Linked DNA regions of Homo sapiens: region 2 is linked to region 1. Evidence: read pairs that join two places in POLR2A ChIA-PET (ENCODE). Cell type or tissue: Panc1. All regions are shown on one strand. Each heading gives the region's core, and the rest is flanking DNA. Links, peaks and the distances in the headings are about the cores only. Region 1 has its middle 120 kb from the start of STT3B. Region 2 overlaps RBMS3 (RNA binding motif single stranded interacting protein 3).

Region 1 (11,405 bases), core at 2,024-10,023:
TTTAAGCCTTGTCACTAGAACTGCAAGGCTCTTGTTCATCCTGAAGAGGGTACAGCCTCTGCCTTGCTGGCCTCAGCCAAAGGGTGATGCAGAGACGGTGGTATTTCTTTTGCTGCCCTGTATTTAGACATCTGCCACTGACCTACAGTCTGTGACATTGTAAAAGATTGGTGACACTTAACACAGAATAATAAACATGACTTCGAGTAAAATTTAAAAAAAAAAAAGGAAAGCTTTCACTTGGGGTCCTCTCATGGAAAACTCCAGTTCCTGGCTTACTTTTTTCTCTCATGGTCAAATAGTGCCACATCCTCTTCTAGGCAATAAAACCCACCACCATTAGTCCTTCAGAATATGGGCCCTTTCTCCCCTTTAAAAGAACTTAATTCCTCACAGTCTTGCCCTTCTTCTACTAGAGGACTTTATTAGGATTAAGAATCCCCCCAGCAAAGAGAATAATGTTCTATATCTTGATTGTGGTGGTGATTACATGAGTGCACATCTTTGTCAAGTTTCCTGAATTGTACACATAGAATGAGTGCATTTAATAATATATTAATAACAAGTACCTCAATGAAATTGATTTTTTTAAATATCCCCTAGCAGTACTTTTACTAAATCATGAGTTAATCTTTTTGGAATCTAAAATAATGCCACAGAGATTTCAGCAGCACGGCCCAGGATTTTCTTTTCCAAGTTTGGATTTCCTCCAATTCTGGCCACCAGCATGAAGTGGAAATATGTCTTCATTTGTTCCTTGTAGCGTTCTACCCTCCTGTGGGTACTTTTGAATAAAACACACACACGCACACCTCAAAGAGTATACAATACAGTTTATCTGAATATCTTATAGAAAGGAAAATTATTTAGTAATGAACTCTTTATGTAGCTTGGAGGCGTGTGCAAGATATAGCTTGGAAGAACAATTCAGTCAAGGCAAAATTATGGGCATCTTTATAAAAATGCACTTGCATATGAAACAATATTAAAAGTGGAATTATATTAAGCAAGAATATCCTCTGAACTGTTATACGTGTGGTGGGGGAGGTGGAGTTGGGGACATTTGACTCCATCAGCTTCTTACCATTAAGAGTTTCCTCCAACTGTTATAGGTAGTGTGGTGGAGGTGGAGCTGGGGATTTGTCTTGAGAAATAGTCCTGGATTCTGGAATTTTCTACCCAACCCAGGGAAAATTCCATTTTCAGCCCAAACCCCAATCAGGAAATGATTCTTCCTAAAAACGGGGAACAGCTAAAAAAAAAAAAAAAAAAAAAAAAACTCCTCCTTACTCCACAGCCCAGAAAACACAAACAGGACAGAAGGCTTAGTTCAGATAGAGGGACCGGAAGAGTCTGAACTCCACCCAGAGAAAAGTCTTTTTTGGGTAAGGAATTATTTAGGGCCAGGCATGTTGCAGATGACATAGGAGGGAAGCAAACCTCTTAAGCAAAAAGTGGGTACTTAGAGTGACCCTTTTGAAAGCACGTACACAAACTCTAACAACTTTCTGTGAACTTTAATGAACAAATGCTTTACTACTAAAATGAGAGAAAAAAAGAAATAAGATACTCTAATATTAAACCAAGACAGAGCAAAGGTTACCCAGCAAGCAGAATATCAAAAGAAACAAAGAAAAGAGGTTGATGTCCAGCATTAGAACAATAATAGTAATAGTGACAACTGTCTTGGGCACCCACTGTGTGCAAGGACTATTCCTAAGCACTTTATCCTCATATCATCCTTAGTAGCAGTCCACCCCAAGGGCAGAATCAGGGGACAAGGCCCACAAGACCCTGGAAATATGCCAAGTATAAAACCTCAGGTCAAAAGGTCACACCACACACTTGTCTTTCAAGTCACCTACTTAGCCCTCTTCCAAGTATAATTATCTTCCTTTTGTTCCGCTCTAAAGCTTTCTAATAAGCTTTCACTCCTGTTCTAAAACTTGCCTCGGTCTCTCCTTCGGCCTTATGCCCCTCACTTGAATTCTTTCCTCTGAAGAGGCAAAAAGTGAGGTTGCTGCAGACCCGTACAGATGCGGATTCATCGCTGGTAACAATAGTGCTTAGTTAGGTTCTTTTAGGTTGCACGGACTAGGCACCTCCAAGTTACTTTACAATTATGCTTTTAAAACTTTCCCACCAAATCCTCCTAACAGCTGAACCTATATACCTCCAGAGGCTCTGGAAGCCATAATATTTTTTCTCTCTCTCTTCCTTACCTATTTTTCATAAACAACTTTGCTGAGGTGTAGTTTTCAGACTGTCATATTCACCTGTTAAATTTACAACTCAACGATTTTTAATAAATTTACTGAGTTGTACAACCATCACCATAATCCAGTTTTAGAACATTTCCATCATCCCAATATGATCCCTCATGCCTGTTTACAGTTAATCTCCATTTTCACCACCTGCCCCAAGCAACCACTAATCTGTTTCTGTCTCAGTAGATTTGCCTACTTTGAACATTTTATATAATTGGAATCGTACAATATGTGGTCTTTTTTCATGTGGCTTTTTTCCCTTAGTGTAATCTTTTTGAGGCTTATCCATATTGTAGCAGATACCAGTACTCAATTCTTTTTACTGCTGACTCGTTTTCGCTGTATGGAGCCATAGCCTTTTTCATTGTTTAGCAAATCTGAAAAAATATTGAAGCCTCAATGTTTACCTTTAAAATTTATTCAAGTGTTGTATATGTCTGTGTTGGCCTTAATATGCAGATGTTTTAAATGACATAGTTTTCTTCAAATTGTTAAGAACTTAACTGTTACTCCGGCTCATTTCAGACTTCATTGGTGTGAAAGATAGAGCCTCGGGTAATGGAAGTTAATTACAGGGAAGCCCGCAGAGAAGAAAAGAAGGCAGGGTAGGTGAATCTCAAGCCTTTGTCTAAGTTACCAATCACAGGTCCAAGCAGTGTGGCTGAGTCAGCAGAGTCGCATGGGACCAGGAAAGGCAACACTAGGCACTAAGAACTGCCCGTAGTAGACTTCCTGAGAAGCAGGCAATGGAGTTTCGTGACCCTCTGTCCCATATATTTAGAGTTCTCATTTCAAAGTCTTTAGTCATTCCCAAACTAATATTTCTGTAATTGGCTTCTGAGTTCCAAGATAAAGATGCCCACCAGGTACTGGTATAAAGAGATAGGAGAATGAGGCGAACCATCATGACAATTGCAGTCAAGATTTTGAGGACTAGAATATTGAAAAAAGTGAGCATCTCTCTTTAAAAACTATTGTTTTAATAAAGGATTATTTCTGCTATATAGAACAAGTAGCTACCTCTACCTTAATATCCCAAAAGCTTACTCTTAAAGATAAGCCCTTTTTTGCATGTTCTAAAGCTCTTTTTGTTGACTTTGTCAAAACTTGGAACAACCCAATGGGGCTGTTAATTAATTCCACAGATGATCAACTTGCTCCCTAGCTGAAGTTCTATTAAAAGCACCATCAACTCACCACCAAACGCTCCCTAGCTGAAGTTCTATTAAAAGCACCTTCAACTCACCACCAAACGCAAAGATCTTGGTTTATAATGTCATTTTCCAATAAAAGAAACCAAGGCTCCTTGGAAAAATAGTTGATTCTAGAACTGGGGCAGGAAATATACAGGATGAGCCTGGAGCATTTTGCAGTACCAGAAAGTAAGGAAGTGCTTAAAATAAAATGATGAGGGTACGTCAAGGGACACAAGAGCCAACCTGAAAGATCTCCCAACAGCCAAAATCAGAAAAATTTGAGAAGCAAAATAAATAATGTAGTACTGGATTAAAATCCAAACTGTAAAATAAATATCCATGAGTCCCTACTGATATAAATAAATTATTGAATAAATAAACAAGTGGGAAGAGAAAGTAATCTCCAATACAGAAGAATTCCAAATTATCTGTGTAGATATTCCTTCCTCAAGGAAGTAGAACTTAACTCCCCAGTTCTTGAGTGTGGCTGTATTTAGTGACTTACTGCTGAAGAGTAGTATGTAAAGGGAGAAAAAAAGCTTCACAAAGGAGAAATCTGGCAAATTACATTGGCCAAGCAATCAAGGTTAACGTCATCAGTGATAAGTCATGTTGATAACAGATACCCCTCAACTAAAGTGTTGAGAGAATGGCATTTTACTTTCATGGTTTCCTTCTAAAAACCCATAACCACAGTCTAATCATTAGAAAAACATCATATAAACCCTAACTGAGGGACATTCTACAAAATACTTGACCAGTACTTCTTGAAACTGTCAAGGTCATCAAAACCAAGGAACGTCACAGAAACTGTCACATACCAAAGAAGCTAAGGAGACATGACAAATAAATATAATATGGTATCCTGGATAGAATCATGGGACAGAAAAAGGATGATGTTCTGGAGAAAAACTGATGAAATCTGGATAAACCATAGAGTTTAATTAACAGTAATATGCCAATGTTGATTTCTTAATTGTGACAAAAGCACCATAGTAATGTAAGATGTTAACATCAGGGAAAGCTGTGAAATACATGGGATCTCTCTTGACTATCTTTGTAACTTTTCTGTGAATCCATGCTATTCTAAAACAAAAACATTATTTGCAAAAAAAAAAAAGAAAAAAAAAAGCAAACATCAAGTTACAACCAAAGAGTTACTTCAGAAAATCTCTCTACAGAGAAATATGCAGTAAATCAGCCTAACTATGGGCAATCAATGGTTATAGAAACAGGGACTTTTTCCTTCTTTTTTTTTAAGGAGTTATTCACTGCAAGTCTGATGTCATCCATACCCAAAAGCCCTGAGCTGCATAATGATGATCCAGCCTCCTGTCCCAAGCCCCTACTCAAATACCCAAAGCCTAATATTGTTTCCACGTAACTGTCCCCCAGGTCTCTCAAATGCATGTGACAACAATCCATGTACAATAAAGCTATGTATAGTGGTAGACTATTATTTTAATAGTTCAAATATCCAACACAGACTCATTTTCAGGAAGGCTGATGTTTGTGAATTCAGCCTCTTGGCCGGCCCTTGTGATTTACTCAGCCTCCAAAATGGATGAATCCATGTTATAAACCATTTGTGAACAAGGTCCACTGGCAAATAACCCAGTCATTCCTTAATGGCCAGAGCAGTTCTTGGGATCATTCAAAATAAACTGAAGCTAATTTTCTTTTGGTGCAGGGATGATGAGGTAGAAGTAAAGATTAGGAATAATATGAAACCCCTCACTAATTTTTTTTTTTTTTTTTTTGAGACAGAGTCTTGTTCTGTCACCCAGGCTGGAGTGCAGCAGTGCGATCTCAGCTCACTGCACCTTCTCGAGTAGCTGGGACTACAGGTGCGTGCCACCATGCCTGACTAATTTTTTATATTTTTAGTAGACAGGGTCTCACCATGTTGACCAGGCTGCTCTCAAACTCCTGACCCCTGGTGATCCAGCCTCCCAAAGTGCTGGGGTTACAGGCTGGAGCCACCATGCCTGGCTCCTCTCACTAAGATTCTAAAATCAGGAAGTTGGGCCCTGAGGCTGGGCCTGCAGATGAGAATTAAGACTCTCTTTTGCAGTTACTTTCCCTCCATCTTTGATTTGTTCTTTCGTCAATTATTTGTTGAGTGCCTACAATGAACCTGAAAGCTGTGACCTATTACAAGGTGGTTTTTGAACACCTAGAACAGAAGAAAAGCAAATGGAACCAGAAATGAAATAAATCAAGCCAGGAACTACCTGGATGCCAACTTCCACAGTTCTTAACCCAATGGTACATGGCATACAGTAGGTGCTTAATTAAATATTTGTTGAATAAATGAGTAAACACATCAAGGCTTCCCCATAAATACCTGTCTGAATAACTGCATCAAAGGCTGGGTCTGATGGCAAATTAAGAAACTATTCTGCGGTAAGAGCCTTTGGAATGACAACACCCAGGAGTGAACTGCAGAGACTCTTTACCAAACACACTCATCCTGGAGTTCCTGTGAGTCAAGGCAATGGAATAAGTGCAAGGAGCTTGTTAAGTTCCTTATTACAACATTGCTCCTGTATTTCCCAGGTCTCTCTAATCTTCATATTAGCTGAGTAAGATCAATACATCCTTAATATAAACTGAATGATTATTTGTGAACAAATCTTTAAAAGCAGAGTAATCAACATGATGCTTTGGAGAAAGTATTGAGTTAGAAATTAAGAGAAGAGCATTCTGGTGCCAGGTGTGTCTTCATTCTCATAGAACTTTAGACAGGTTATTCTACTTCTTTGTGACTCTGTTTCTTTTCCTAAAGAAGAGGGTGCAGTGAAGAATTAGACTACATTATCTCTCTAAAATCCCCTCAGGGTCCAAAATCTTATAATTCTAAGGCTATTACTCTAATAATTATAATACCTATTCATAGATTGCACTGTTTGTTTTACATGCTTTCCAAGTATTGTCTTATATAATCCTCACAACAATTGTATAAAGTAGGTACTATTATTCCCATTTTCAGATGAGAAAACTGAAGCACAGAGAGGTTAAAGATCACAGGCAGTCCTCATGATATCATGTTGACTGAAACTCACATATATTGAAATCATGCAAAGCAAGGGCACTGATCTGATATGCACATATTTTTGTTTGTGCAATGTCTTGAAAGCTAATCACTGTACATAAACTCAAGCAATTCAAATTCAGAGTCTGCATGCATAGCTTCTATCTACACCAATAGTTCTCAAAGGGTAGTCCTCAGAACAGAAACATCATCATCCATGAACTTGGTAGAAATGCAACTTTTCAGACCCCAGTCCAGACCAACAGAATCAGAAACTCTGGGGCTGCAGCTTAGCTGTCTGTTTGCAAGCCCTCGAGGTGATTCTGATGCAGGTCAAAGTTTGAGAAGCACTGTTCCACAAGTTCCTGTTTAGTGACCCCTAGAAGATGTGGTGATGGAAGTCAGGAAGCATAGTGCAATGGTTGGGGCATCCTCAAAGTTCATCTACTCCAAAGAACTAAGCATCCCTTCAGCAGAGAGACAAAAGCCATAAAAAGGAAACATGCAGAAGTAGGGTCAACTTTGCAAGCTGGTCCTTTTCTTTTTAAGAGATGGAGGTCTCGCTAGGTTGCTCAGGCTAGTCTCAAACTCTTGGGCTCAAGCAATCCTCCCACCTCAGCCTCCCGAGTAGCTGGGACTACTGGTGCACACCATCATGCCTGGCTTCAGTTACCTTTAGAGACAGCATTTTTTTTCTTTTAACCATAGCTCTTCAGTGAACAAAGAATAAGGAAAAAAGAAACCTGTTTTTTCCTTTAAAACTGTTACCCATGACCTTTTTTTTCAGGTTGAAGTGTCTTCAGGATGTATCCCTGAGTTTCCAAAGCACTAGGCAGGGATTTAGCTATGTGATTCCAATTAGACTCCACAGGAGAGAGCTGGAGCCACTGACAGGTGCTTTGAAGTCCTTACGTCTGGTGGACAGTCTGCCCTTCTTAGACACAGCATCTGATATTCTGACACTGGTGGAAAGCATCTGATAGCCGTCTTATTTCTCTTCGGACCCAGTGCTGTTCATTCAGTGGCCTTTTTCTAAGAGGCACACCAGACTGTCAGCTTGCTTTCTTAAAAAAATGAAAAACAAAACAAAACAACAACAACAACAAAAAAAACAGAAAACAAAAAACTCCAGGCTAAGATATTCAAATTGCCAAACCAATGGTATCATGGGGGACCATTATAAAATCCTCTCCTAGTTAAATCCGCATGCCTCAAGGAGCAAAAAATTAATATACTGCCGTTACACAGTTGAGAGGGAAAATTAATTTACAGAGAAACCTTTTCTAAGACATGTTCAGACTGCCTGGATACCACTCTAAATGGAAGCATTATCTGCCTTCCCAAAATAATACACCATATGCCCTAATCTGGCAGACACAAAAATAATTACATGACTCTGGCAGAGCCAATATGCTTGCTAATAAATGGAAAAATGAGAATAATGCAAATCAAAGTTAAGTTCAACCGTTTTTAGAATTGTGGTAGGGAAACTATCTACTACAATTAAATATGGTAAAAGGCAGAAAATGGGTCTCTTGCATAGATTTCAAAAGCCAAATCTGGCTGGGCACTGTGGCTCGTGCCTGCAATTCCAGGAATTTGGGAAGTTGAGGAGGGAAGATCATTTGAACCCAGAGCTCAAGACCACCCTGGGCAACATAACAAGACTCTGTCTCTACAAAAACTCAAAAAAAAAAAAAAAAATTCCAGGCACTGCAGTGCCACCTGTAGTCCCAGCTACTAGGGAGGTTGAGGCAGGAGGACTGCTTCAGCCCAGGAGTTCAAGGCTGCAGCAAGCTATGATTGTGTCACTGCCTTTCAGCCTGGGTAACAGGGTGAGACCCTCTCTTTAAAAAAAAAAAAAAAATGCCAAAGCTGCTCTCAGGAAACCCATTTAATATGTATCATACATATCAAAGAATACAAGGAATATTAACATGGAAAAGACAGTTGCTTGTGAATAGGTGAGGCAATCTCATAGGATTCCAAGCCATCAGGCAATTCCTTTTCTAATAATCCATTGTTATAGGGATTCGGTGAGGGTTCTTAATAAAACCAAAGCTCAAAATGCCAAATTCCACACAATTACCTTCAGTTTTTGGCAAAGAAAACTAAATGCAAAATGTGGTCTGGAAGTTGGATTTGCATCAGTGCAAACCTATTTCAGATGATAGAACCAAAATCATGAAAAACTCTAGCCTACAGTCAAAAATCACAATCTAACATTGGTGTATTCTTCGGAGCTCTCTTTTTCAGGTAACTGATTTTTTTTTTTTTTCCTGATCATGTTCTCACAAAGCTACCAGGAATTCTTATTTCTAAGCTCCTGAATCTTGATGTGTATTAAAAAGTACTAAGTAGGCCAGGTGCGGTGGCTCATGCCTGTAATCCCAACATTTTGGGAGGTCGAGGCGGGCGGATCACGAGGTCAGGAGTTCGAGACCAGCCTGGCCAACATGGTGAAACCCCGTCTCTACTAAAAATACAAAAATTAGCTGGGTGTAGTGGCGGGCCCCTGTAATCCCAGCTACTCGGGAGGCTGAGGCAGGAGAATTGCTTGAACCTGGGAGACAGAAGTTGCAGTGAGCCAAGATCACACCACTGCACTCCAGCCTGGGTGAGAGAGCAAGACTCCATCTCGGGAAGAAAAGAAAAAAAAATGTACTAAGTAACTGGAAGTATCAAGTCTGATTCCACATGACTATGAAAGAAAGATGTGGAGACAAAAAAAAAAATGGTGCTTCTTTTACCTTAGAAAATATCCAATTTTGATAAGAAAGTTTTTTTCCTGCAATTTTGCTCTTTATCTCCCCCACCAATAAGCCCTAGCAAGCTCTCCTATCTTTAGAATAGAAGGAAGAACACGGTCCTAGTGGTGAAACACTGGTGTGGGGAACCTAAATTAAAAGCACCCAGGCTCTCATATGCTATCTCAAGGAGCAAGCAGAATCCTGCTACACTACTGGGGTAAGAGGTGAGGCATGGCAATCTCTGCAGGAGGGGCTTCAGCTTACAAGCCCCTCTTGTCATCCACAAGGAAAAATCTGTCATTGTGAACATGAACCTTTAGGGAAAGAGTCCCTCCCAGAGTGCTACCAAATAAAGTCCCTCGAGTCACTGTTGCCAATTAAATTCCAGGAGAAAGACAGTGACAGATGTGGGGGTGCCAGTGGATTTGAGCTCTGTTAGTACAAATACCTTTGCAAGGGAGTGTGCATTGCACAGAGGAAAGCAGCAGTAATGAAATATTTACGTATTTATAAATATCCAGGCATTAACAAGCTTGCCAAACTCATTCCATGCATTTTAAAGAGTGGTTCCAGGAAAGAAAGAGGAAGACATGGCCCTTGATCAAGAGATGGCCACAGATCTAGGAAATCAGGCAGAGTAAACCAAAATCTCCACTCCTGGAGAGTACCCATCATTTTTATTGCTTCAAGGACAACCTTTGACAGTCATAGAAGAGATTATTAAAAGTCCAAGCATGTATCTAATACAATGCCTCCGAAAGCATTTTCCACCCTATTCCCAAGAGATGATCCTGGGGCGGGGTGTGGGGGAAGTCCTCTGGCTAGACAAAGGCTCTGAAAAGTCCTACAGTAAAGAAAGCTGCTAAATGTTGTTTAACCCATGTCGCTGACTTCTTCGGCCATAAGAATCCTTTTATTCACCAAAACATACATCTCACATAGTCCAAATTATCCTTCACACTACCCAACATAGTGGAATTTAATTAGGAAAACTGTATTTGCTTACTCCATATTTTAATGTTGAATTAAACCACAGTGCATTTCTTTTCCTGTGTGGAAGGAAAACAATTTCCTTTAAGAAAGAAAAAAAAAAAAGAAGAAGAACTGAATCAGCATGCCTATGAGGTTCTGCTTGATTTAAATCTTTTTTTAATTTATTGTTCTGGTACCCAGAGGCCAAGGTCAGACTTGCTTTTCTATGAAGACAAAAGTAAAAGACATGACTGCACTACAGGTCATTCTCTGACACTCTAAAGCAACAATGGAGAAACACGACAGGTCTGAGGTGGGCAGGGACTTAGGAGTATTTCTGAGAAGTGTCTGATTTTGATTGATTGCTGGTCTAGCTTATCTGCTTGTTACAGTTTAGGACAAGATCTAACTCTTTTATAAAGTAGAGCCCTGAGTTATTTACCTGGATCCATTTCCATTTAAAACAAATTCTGGAGAAGTGGTGATGGGGAGAGATTAGTTAACAATAATATATTATACAGTTTCAAACAGCTAGAAGGAGGATAGTGAATGTTCCCTGCACAAAGAAATGATAAATGTTGAAGATGATGGATATGCTAATTACCATGATATGATCACTCTACATTATATGCATAAGACATCATTGGGTACCCCATAAATATGTATAATTATTATATGTCAATTTTGAAAAATAAAATATAAAAAAGGAAATTCTCAATGTGAAACAGAATTACAGTTAACCCTTGAGCAACACAAGTTTGAACCTCATGGGTCCACTTACACACGAACTTTTTTTCAATAAATACAGTCGGTCCTCCATATCTGCGGGTTTAGCAGAAAACCAAGCACAGATGGAAAATACAGTATTTGCGAGATACAAAATCCACAGATATGAAGGGCTGGCTTTTTTTATATGTGAGTTCCCAAGAGTCAACTTTGAGACTTTAATATGTGTGGATTTTGGTATCTGAGGGGGTCCGGAAACCAATCCCTCACAGATACTGAGGGAGACTGTAGTACCTCCTCTCCACCTCCCACCCTCATCTTGAGCCAACTCACTTATTAGCAGCTCAGTGTGGCTCACTTGCCTACCCACCAGCTCTAAGCTATTTATACTCTAGGATCAGCCCTAAGTCCAGGCTGAAATGCAAAGATTTCCCTGCTGAAACAGGAATGGCCTTTGATC
Region 2 (11,405 bases), core at 1,129-9,128, 1.4 Mb before region 1:
ATTTTCAAGCATTTATTTGGATGTTTCCATTTTTCCTTTTGACTTTAATAGCCAAGACTTAGCTTAAACATCAGGAAACAAACTAAAGCCACAATCCAAATGAGAGAAACACTGTCTCGTCTAAACTCTAGTTTCATGGTCAGTGCAACAGTGAGTTTTCTTTTAATAATGGTATGGTATTGTCAAGGGAGGCAAAGTGTTCATGGTAACTTGGAGCTCCCCAATACATGGCCATGTCTTCTAAAGACAACGTAATGAGCCCAAGTGAACTGAAGGTCATACTGGCAGGTGCTGATGACAGTTTGTCCTTGAATGCTGACATGTCTTGAATATTGCAAATGTCATAATACTCTTTTAAAACAGTCCTCTACCTGACTCTAGTTTTGCGAGGATTAGTTTGTTTCCTTGGTAGATTTCAACATTTCAGAATGTTACCTCCAAATTTCACTTGAATTACTTCCTCCTGTGACCTTAGCAGATCTGTCACATTTGAAAGCATATGACTCACTTCCACCCCCTTCTAATGAAAAACTGCATGGTGTTAAAAGCACTCTCATTAGAAATATAAGGCTGAGAACTGAAGAAGGCTGTTTAAAGCAGGAATTTCACTTTATTTTACTATGCCTAAAAATACATCTTTGGACCCCTTGCAAAGTGCTTTAAAAGTACTTTCAATTTATGCATGACTCCAAAAAAGTAATTTTTTTTTCCCAAAAAAACCTCTTTATTTAAATAATTGGGATATTTGCTAAATACCTATTTTTTTTTACAGTGGCCTAAAACCCCTATTAATGAAAAGTGAAATTTGATTTAATTAGGACTCTTGCAGTCATCTTCACGACTGAGGAGAAGTTTCAATAGGCTGTCTAGACATTATGATGTTAATAGGAGATTAAAATACATTTGGCAATTCATTTTCATTCTTAATTTGAGTGCATGAACCACTGCAGATGAGCTGATAAGCAGAAATTCTCAAGTGGGTTTCACTAATAAATGTTTTTTTATATGATTTGAAATCAAGTAAAGGGACAATGTTTATGTACGTGTATAACAACATTCAGCACATTTGAGGAATCACACACTATAATAAAGCTTAAACCTGTCATAGAACCTTGATCTATATTACTTTGTCTTCAGTAAAAAGTGAAGGATGAGATTTTGTCTTTCATGTTATTGTAGCTGGCATGCTTCAAAATTTTGAGCTTACTGGGACTGACAGCCTCTCACTTCAATCTGAGGGATTGACAGAATTTAAACAGGCTCATTGATTCTGTACACTCTACCCTTCCTGTGGCAAGTGATAATGGGATTTCATTAATGAATCAATTTGTTTTACAAATGACATCCACTGTGGCATTGGAAGACAGTTGGGTCTGACTCAAGTTTAACATTTCTTACCAAACATTCTTAAGTATGAAATTGGTCCTTTAATCCAAATGCTCTTGGTCATGGCTGTCCTTTGCGGATTACATAGCATTCAGGAAAGTACAAAAACTAAACACTAAATCCCCAACTGGCCCCAAAGACCTTTTATGATGTGAGAGACAAGAGTTCACCCCAGATTAATTTCTTTTATCATTGGCTTTATACTCTAACATATAGATACTCTCTATAGCAAAAAAGGGATGAATGGCTTTCAATATTCATTTCTGTTTATTTTTGTGAGGGAAAATAATATATCAAGAAAATTTTCTTCCACTTAGAAAGCTTTAAAGCTGAAGTAGAGGTGCAGTCAAGCTTGGATCTGCAGGAAGAACCACTAGGCCACTGAGTCATACTTGAGCTTTTCTTACTACTGCCCCAATTTCTAAATTGTGCATAAATACAATCACTCTCAATTTTTGAAGGGCTAATTATCTACTTTGTGGGTGTGTTTTGTTTTTTCTTTTCAGCGTGTAGGGCTTGGGCTCTGTTTCCTTTTATTAGCATGTCACCTGAGGGTGGAACAAACAATTGGAAATAAAATTTGATTATTTTATTTCTTATAAAGTATTAATTTCTTAAGGGGGTTTGAAATCATTGGTAAAATTAATATCAGTACATTATATGTCATAAATTTTGATTATCTATAATGTCTTTTCTTATCTACCACAAATAATTGAGAGTTGGCTAAATTCTTGCAGAATATATGGGAAAAAAATCATAGCAAAGAATTCAGCTTCCCTCAAAAGAAAGCTATTTTTGTTTCCTTCACTCCACTAAATTTGAACCAGTAGCACGGATCAACACGACTTCTGCAATGAGAGTATAACGGTAGCTCTTGGTACAGTCATATTCATATTTTTAAATCTTTCTTTGACCAAAACTATTGCATTGTTTTCATTACATTTTGACTGCGTTACTTATTAAGGCCGAATGACTTTGACACCCCCGTGGATTATTTTTATGATCACATCAAATTTAAACAATGTCCAAAGTGTAACTTTAATGTTATATTTTGTTTCAAACCCTCTGGTCTAAGATTATTGAGAAAGATGTTTTTTCCTCCTCCCTCAAATATGTTATCTCTTCATATATAAAAAAATAAGTTATTCCATGCTTTTCAGGAACTGTAAAAATTATTTCAAAAAGATATTTGAAAAAGTTTTCTCTATTCTGGACACAAATGCTTCCATTTATTTCAAAAGAAGAAGAAGAAAAATGGAATCTTAATTTAAAAAAATATATGTAGTAGTATCTGCTATGAGATATTCAGTCTCTATAAAAAAAAAAAGGGACACAGCTTCTTTTAAAACCCTTGTTTCAGTCCATATTCAACTTCATGGAACTTCTGAAACATCATTCAATTTTGAACTTTATTTAAGAGCATTTTTGTACTGCTGTCTCTGACTGTCATGGAAAGTTCTGTAATTCTAAGGTGTTTCTGGTTTTATTTTTAATTTCTTCATCTGTACCACAGTCAAATTAGCAACCATCTCCCCCATCCCTTGGGCTTTCTGTAGATCAGTGGATGTTAGGTTTAAACTTCTGTTTTCTTTGATGAAGCTTTCAATAAAAAATGAAAATAAAATCAATTGAATAGGGCTGTTGTGTTTTTCTGCACTCATCCAGAGACTGGTTGTGGGAGGAGGGCTGATAGGAAGGAGTGGTGCCCACCTTTAATCTGGAACAGTGCTGGAATTTTTTAAATAATCATCTCAGCTAACAAAAAATGACAGAGGAGAGAATATTCAATACATGCCAAGGGGACCTGAGAAAGCCACTGTTTGTGGGAATTTAGAAAGAGAGGACCATTTAGGTCTTCCCAGGGACTCCCACAATCTTCCTCATTCTCAAGTTTAGGGATTTAGAGACCACAGAACTCCTGTCTCCAAACATGCCTAACAGCTACCAACTACTTGATGAATCTTGGATGAAGGCCAGTTATATTTGACACCTATGGTTTGTATCCCTGCAAGGATTAAATCCAGGTCAACCAAAATCAGAAGTGTCCATTCCTCAAGTTACAGAAGACTGTGCTAAGCAAATAAAAAGAAAACCTATTTTTCCAGACCAGAGTAATCCAAGCTAGCTTGGAGCTCATATTTAAGAGCCAGTAATATCCTGTTCTGTAATAGTCATTTGCTGTGTTGTTCAAAAATATTCCATTCTACTGTAGAAGACAGGAAAACAAAGGGATACATGAAATTCCTATGATGTGTTAAACAACAAAGCGACCCTTAAGACAGAAAAGCTAAGTACAGCATGTGAGTGTGAACAAAAATAGAAAGGGAAAGAAAGACCAAGAAAACACTATATGTGATACACTAGATATATATATATATATGAGAAAATTAAGCATTCACTATTCATTAGGTCTTAATTTGCTCACTCTTTGTTGCCTTCCATTCTGGTACCCACAGCAGCTCATCAACCTAATTGGTGAATTTCAGTGGTTTGCCCCTGATTGTCTTGGAGGGAGTAAGAATGCTCCACTGGCTCCCTCTTTCATTGCTCAAAACCCAACTCTGGTATAACACACCATCACTGGAGAAGGATGATGTGGCAGAGGGAAAAGGAGTATATATACCAACATTGCAGAACATTCAGCTAGTGTGCTTCCACCCCTCTCGCACTTTAACCTCAATGAGTCAACCTACCCCATGACTTTCACCTTGTTTCTTTTCTGTGTATTTAAAATTGATTTAATAAGCCCCGTGCTTCTAGCATCTTTATTGGTCTGTGAGTCTTTCTGTTCTATGACTTCTAGTATAATCTGCATAACAGTGTAGTTGGAAGCTACCACTACATCAAGGTGATTTCCCACATGGCATCTTCTTGCTTTAGAATACATGCACCCAGGGGAGGCTGTGGAGAAAGCTCTCCAACCGGTGCCCAGGCTCTAAGAATATGTTGTGTATATACCATTTCCCTTTCTGAACATCAGTTCACATTGTACTGGCAGAAGAGAAAACTAGACGAGAAAACTGGAAGAATGGATTTATTGGATAGTTTAAGAAAGTAAGTGTGGAACAAAGATTTTTTTTTTTGAGACGGAGTCTCGCTCTGTCGCCCAGGCTGGAGTGCAGTGGCGCGATCTTGGCTCACTGCGAGCTCCGCCTCCCGGGATCACGCCATTCTCCTACAGGCGCCTGCCACCACGCCCGGCTAATTTTTTGTATTTTTTAGTAAAGACGGGGTTTCACCGTGTTAGGATGGTCTCGATCTCCTGACCTTGTGATTCACCCGCCTCGGCCTCCCAAAGTGCTGGGATTACAGGCGTGAGCCACTGTGTCCGGCCTGGAACAAAGATCTTGAACTTAGTTTTACCCACTGCCTTTGTTCTGTTTGGGCTGTTGTAACAAAATGTCTTGGATTGGGTAATTTATAAACAACGGAAATTCATTGCTCACAGTTTTGGAAGCTGGAAAGTCCAAGATCAAGGCACCAGTTTTGGGGTCTGGTGAGGGCCTGTTCCTCATAGATTGTGCTTTCTATGTGTCTTTACAAGGCTGAAGGGGCAAACAAGTTCTCACAGGCCTTTTCCATAAGGGCACTAATTCCTTTTATGAGGGCAGAGTCCTCATGAGCTAATCATGTCAAAAAGCCCCCACTTTTTAATACCATCACCTTAGGGGTATTTCAACATATGAATTTTTGGGAGACATAAACATTCAGAACACCACACCCATGTTCTATCAAAGCTTTCTTTTGATAGAAATTCTTTTTTGTTTATTTGTTTAGGATTAAAAAATAATAGTACTGCACCACCACCCAATATGCACAAAAATTTTGCTTCAAATTGCAAGACATTTTGGCATTTCCTAAAATGTACCTAGAGGTTTCTGGTGAAGAACCCTAGGTTACAAGGTATGAACACAGCAGAATGAAGACTAGGAAATGAAGAAACAAACTACATTTATTATGTGACCCTCGTACATAAAATAATCATGATTTTCTGATCTCATATCTATGCATTTTTTTACTGTCTAATAATTTATTTTCTCCAAGAAGAACAGAGTGAATTGTCAATTCTCAATAGTTCTAACAAGGTTTATGTTCCATTATGCCTTTTTTAATTGATGCTGATGAAGATAACATTTAACTGCTGCTTTCCAAAGGCAGTACAATGAAAATATAGCTCAAACTTAATCTCTGAGAATTTGATTATTTCTGGATTTTTTTAAGGAGTGACACTTTCAATAATGATAAAAGTCTCTCTAATATATCAAGAGACTGTATTTTTATTTAAATCTTTAGAAACAAAGGGAGATAGCTTTCTCACCCATGATCTTTAGGACGTTGTTAGGTTACTATTGTGGTAAAATGGTCACCAGGTGGCGCTGCTGTATTAGTCTCTAGTGGATTCCAAACCCAAATCCCAGGTTCTCTATTCCTACACAAAACCAGTAATGTGAGATAAGGCTGTTAAGAGAAAGAATCACTATTAACTGGGCACTCACTCTGTGCCAAGAGCTGCACCAAGTGCCCTCACATACTTGAGTTCATACAACTTTCACAAGAGTGCTCTGAGACAGGGATTGGAAAATTGTCCCCATTTCCCAGATGGGGCTTGGAGAGTTGGGCAACCTACCCATGGACCTATACTTAGGAAGGGCTAGAGAGTGCTTTAAAAATACATTCAAATTCTCAACCCCTGGCTTCAAAAATTTCTTCTGAAATGACTTTGGGAAATGCCAATGGGGAAGGCAGTTGTTTGTGTGTGTGTGTTCTTACTTGTTTGTTTTTAATCAGCATTTTTTTTTAATAGATTGCCTCACTTGGCCTGGGATTTGTGATTTCTGTAGAAGAAGGGCATTGGACACTTATTCTAATCACCTTAGTGACAAAACTCAACACAATTCACATTTTCTGTTCCAGAAATAACTTGCTGTTTCAATCTTTTCTGTATTTGAGTCTGTCTGATTTACTCTAGAAGGAAAGTACTTGTCTACCAAATAGATAGGTTTAACTTTTCATTGACTCATTCATTGAACAGTTTCTAGCAAATGGACCCTCCATAAATAATTTAATGATGCCAAAAGAGAGTAGGCATTCTTGTTTGTAAGGTATTGTATTCTAGTAAGTACCAGTTTGTGACATTTTGGTGTGAAATAAGATCAGAGAGTTTTGTGGGCAATATGTTTAACCCTTGCTGCTGCTTACTCCCTAGTTCAGCCCCTTAACAGAGTGTCTGTTATCTTTTTCCCAAGTGATCTGGGACATTTAATTCTTTTGACAGCAAGGAGAGTGGAATATGCCATTCTAAGTTGGACATAACTTTTCAAAGTTATAGGACTTGGCCATGTTTTCATGGTACAGGCAAAATCCACACACAGGATCAGCTAAGTACAAAAGCCAATGATTTTCCTCCTAATAATGCTGAATCTATTCATATGGCTTGAAGGAATGAATTGTTTGCCCAAAATAACTTTTCTATTACCTGGCATTTCACCATTATAACTTTATTCTTAGAGATAGATAACAAAATATTAGAAAAAATACCAGGCAAGCAGTGAAAAGAGCTTGGATTTTGACTTTAGGTATACCATCTGCAAAATATTTTTTCTTCCTTTCTGAATGTCAGGTTTTTTATGTCTCAAAATACATATCTTTTATTTCTCAGAATGATTATGATAAAACAGGCAATATATATATCATGTGTAAATGCTCTAAAAATTATCATCAATCAAGTGTTATGCATAATTTTAACTGTTTAGTTCTGATGTTTCTCTTTAAAGATGTTTTTATGAGGGTAACTCCTGAGAGTTAAAGACAAGATTAATATCTAAGAAGATGAAAGGAGGCAATGGTAGAACCAAGGTGACACTTAGCTACTTTGCAATGCTGCTCAGATTCTGGAGGACACAAATGCCAGGCTTGAAGCCACCAGCTTCCAGGCCACAAGAACAAGAGAACACAGAAACATAGCTGCTGGTTGAGCTAAATTCACCCACGATTTTGAATGATAATCCTATTTTATCATCCAATCACCAGACACGCTCTACCTTCTTAGGACTTCCTACATATCAGCATATAATCTAAAGGCAGCTACTGATGGAAGGGGGCAAGTGTTAACAATTTGAGAAGACTACTATACATTGTGAACTGAAAACCAGATTGAAGAACTAGGGGCAGAATCTTCTTTAGACCTCGAGTTGATAAAGCATGTTTATCCCAACAAGTAGACGGTATCAAAATAGTCACACCAATAGGTAGGTTGCATCAAACAAATATTTCTAAGACAAACTATTGCTACTAGAAAATGTAACAAGGTCTGGCCTCTAAAACACCTGAAACAAGTCTAATGAGCATAAGACAGTGGCTGTGAGATATATGCATAGCTCTGCCTCTTTGCCTGCTGCCATGATCTCCCGCCCCTCTTGTCTTATGGTTGATTTGTTTCCTGTTTGTTTTGGGTTTTGATTTTTACTTTTTACTAAAATGCAGTAAGATAATAAACAAACAACAATATACCATGAATGATCAACACAACGATGTCCACAAGCTGAATACACAAGAATAACCAAGAAACAGAATATTATTAGCAACCAAAAAGATATCACTTTCCCATGCTCTGTTTCAGTCATTATGCAAACCCTTCTTCCAAAGGTAACTCTATCTTGAACTCTAAAACCCTAGAATGATTTTTGTTGGAATTTTACTGTACATAAATGCAAGCTGGCATGTTTTTATGAGAATATAGGTGTTATACATGAAGAGAAAACTAACATTTTTGCTTGTGTTTGAAACCGCAAGATATCTATTATTCCTCTGAAAACTATACACATGGCTATATTACCCAAATTTTAAAGACCTTCAGTTTCAGAGATCAGACAAATTATTTCTACCATCTCTTCAATGTTTAACATCCCTTATAGCTTAGCAAAAGTCCTAAACTAAATGTCCATGAGAGAGTATTAACCAGCCTATTTTATTTTATTTTATATTTTATTTTATTTTATTTTTGAGACAGGATTTCACTCTGTTGTCCAGGCTGGACGGCAGTGACACAATCTCAGCTCACTGCAACCTCTACTCCCTGGGCTCAGGTGATCCTCCCATGTCAGCCTCCTGAGTAGCTGGGACAACAAGCGTGCACCACCATGCCTGGCTAATTTTTTGTAGAGATGGGGTTTCACCATGTTGCCCAGGCTGGTCTGGAATTCCTGAGCTCAGGTGAGCCATACTTAAAAGCAATTGGTGAGTCCTAAGGAAAGACTGGTTGTAAGGCTTCATTTAAGGTTTGGTGGCATGTCATTTATTGTCTGCTTATTCAGACAATAATTGACATGGGGCAGCTGATTCCAGACTTCAATGGGAGACCCTCCAGAGCTAGAAGTTGCCAATATACCATCGTTTACAAAGCATATCATATGGAATATATTAAACCCACGCCCACCAACTAAAATGACAACTCCTTTGGCTTCTGATTATAATTTTAAATTGCTTAGGGCTTTCTTACGTAGATTTTGCCATCACTTTCTTACTTTCCTGACACTGAATCTTTCAGGTCAGTGATCAACCAGGTCTCTTTATGCTACTACCCAGGTATGTGCTTTGGGGTTTACATAGCATTTGGGGTGGAGAGATTACCATGCATACATCCTTTTACCATTGTGGTCCTGCAAGCAGGAATCAAAGCCTTTGTAAAACTAACATAAAGCCTACTACTTTGGTGAACCCTCTGCAGAATTTCTATTAAAATATGCATTGTGGCCGGGCACAGTGGCTCACGCCTATAATCCTAGCACTTTGGGAGGCAGAATGGAGATGGATCATTTGAGCTCAGGAGTTTGAGACCAGCCTGGCCAACATGGTAAAAACCTGTCTCTACAAAAATACAAAAATTACCTGGGTGGGGTGGTACGCACCTGTAGTCCCAGTTACTTGGGAGGCTGAGGCACGAGAATCACTTGAGTCTGGGCTGTGGAGGTTGCAGTGAGCCAAGATGGCACCATTGCACTCTAGCCTGGGTGACAGAGTGAGACTCTGTTTCAAAAAAAAAAAAATATATATATATATATATATATAATTTTAAAATATTAATATATTTTATATATTTTTAAAATTTTAAGGCACAATGCATATATGTATATATATACACGTATATATATACATATATATGTATTTTATTTTTTATATACACATATGTGTATATATATGTGTATGTGGACATATATATACGCTTGTGTGTATATACATATATATATGCATTGTGTCTTAAAATTTTGGTAAGAGAAGTGAGTTCTTTGAGGTTCTGATATGCCTGAGTCTGGGTATCAGGGATTTGACTTTTGCAAGATCTCTTTCTCACGTTCTCTTTGTCTCTTTCTGGAGATTCCTCTCCAATTTTCCTGGTGGGAGTTTGGAGGAAAAGCCTGCAAGAGGGAGCACATTCTGTTATATTTGCAGATTCTCTGGGCTCCACACTCTCACACTAGCCCACAGGCTGTCTTTAGCAACTCATTAAGAATGTTTAGGGGAATCATATTCCCGGGCTTATATGGTATACAGGGTTGAATGGTGTCTCCCTCCAGACCTGCTCAAAAAAGATATGTTTAAGATGTAACCTCCAGAAGCTGTTAATATGACCTTATCTGGAAATAAGGTCTTTGGAGATGTAATCAACTTAAAATGAGATTAGGGATTAGGGTGGGCCCTAAATCCAATATGACTGGTGTCCTTATAAAAAGAGGAAAACTTGGACACATATGCACACACACACAGAAGGAAGACAGCCATGTGAGAACCAAGGCAGCAACAGGAGAGATGAAGCTGCAAGCCAAGGGATGCCAAGGATTGCCGGAAGCAACCAGAAGTTGAAAGGGAGGAGTGGAACAGATTCTTTCCTAGAACCTCAGAGGGAGCATGGCTCTGGGACACCTTGATTTCAGGATTCTGGCCTGAAAATCAAGAACTGTGAGAAAATAAATTTCGGTTGTTTTAAGGCACCTAGCTTGTGGTACTTTGCTATGACAGCCATGGGAAGCTAATACATAAGTGCTGTGCTGGACTCCTATTGACTCCAGTGGGGATGGCACCATGTTCAAGAGGCCAAAGAACCAGAGCCAGTGAAGGAGACACAGGGTTTACTGGGGGGACTTACGTATGGTGTGGTTCAATGGCAGTGGGCTGAATAGGAAGACCACTACTGTCTGTAGAAAGCATGCAGTTTATATAGCACTTTCACATCACACATTTCACCTAGCAATCTCCACTTACCCCAAAAACAAAGGGCCTCTATTCCTTGGACCACCTGTGTTCCAAGAGTTAAGCCGTGAGTTCCTTCACAGATAAGGAGTGAATTTCCGGGCTGGTCACTTCCTGATTCCTTGACTCAGAACTCTAAAGCAACATGCTTCTTAGACCATAGGGTCATTCTCAGGGTTTGCTTCAGTTGTGACTGTCAGGTGCCTCTGCCATGCAATAAGACATGCACAGAAACTGCTGCAAGCAAGCAGATGCTTACTCAGGTCCTGTTTTTCTCAGGAGATACCTCTTTTCTAAGATTTTACTATAGTGAGTTACCCTGTGACCTCAGTTTTCTGATGGCCTCAAGAAAAGTCATCAAATTTGCAGCCTGTCCAACATTTTCAATGTTGTAAGTGTGGAGCTCTCTATCTTTCTACATGTCTGAGCTGAAACTAGAATTCTTGATTATGTTAGTTTTTAATTTCAAAATCCTAACCAAATTTCCTTAAATAAGACGTGTTACTCTGAGGCTTAACTAGGAACCAACAAAAAGAAAGACTTTTGACTTCTGTAATATCAGTTTTGTTATTTCCCCACTGGTACTTTGATCTTTCCAGACCCTCAAAACAAAAGGAAAGACAGGACAAAGAGCACCATGTTTTCTATCTCTCCATTGTCTTGCTTCAGCATTGGTGAAGTCAGGGTCCCCCGAGAGTGAACTGATCTAGGAAGAGAGTAGCCAACAATTCTGATAGGAAAGGGCTTATCAGAATTGAGATGGTTTTCTTGCT

The links. Peaks named below come from ENCODE experiments on the same cell type or tissue, not always from the same donor. Only the 100,000 strongest peaks of a DNase experiment are listed, where the experiment ranks them.
Region 2: POLR2A ChIA-PET joins it to region 1 with 19 read pairs; 1 of 35 experiments calls an interaction of 5 or more read pairs at or near these places.

What each region holds. Positions count from the first base shown.
Region 1 is chr3:31,407,123-31,418,527 of GRCh38, forward strand. No RefSeq gene overlaps it. Among named protein-coding and RNA genes, the nearest start is that of STT3B, 120 kb to the right of the region's middle. RefSeq lists an enhancer at 5,368-6,567. In Panc1, for the core only: no CTCF peak of the experiment used is centred there; a DNase peak (open chromatin) is centred at 5,839.
Region 2 is chr3:30,007,373-30,018,777 of GRCh38, forward strand. It overlaps RBMS3 (RNA binding motif single stranded interacting protein 3), which reads left to right. Exons shown (of 15, transcript NM_001003793.3): 15 at 1-3,014. Among named protein-coding and RNA genes, the nearest start is that of RBMS3-AS1, 79 kb to the left of the region's middle. In Panc1, for the core only: CTCF peaks have their summits at 5,776 (motif pointing right) and 5,979; DNase peaks (open chromatin) are centred at 5,759 and 5,979.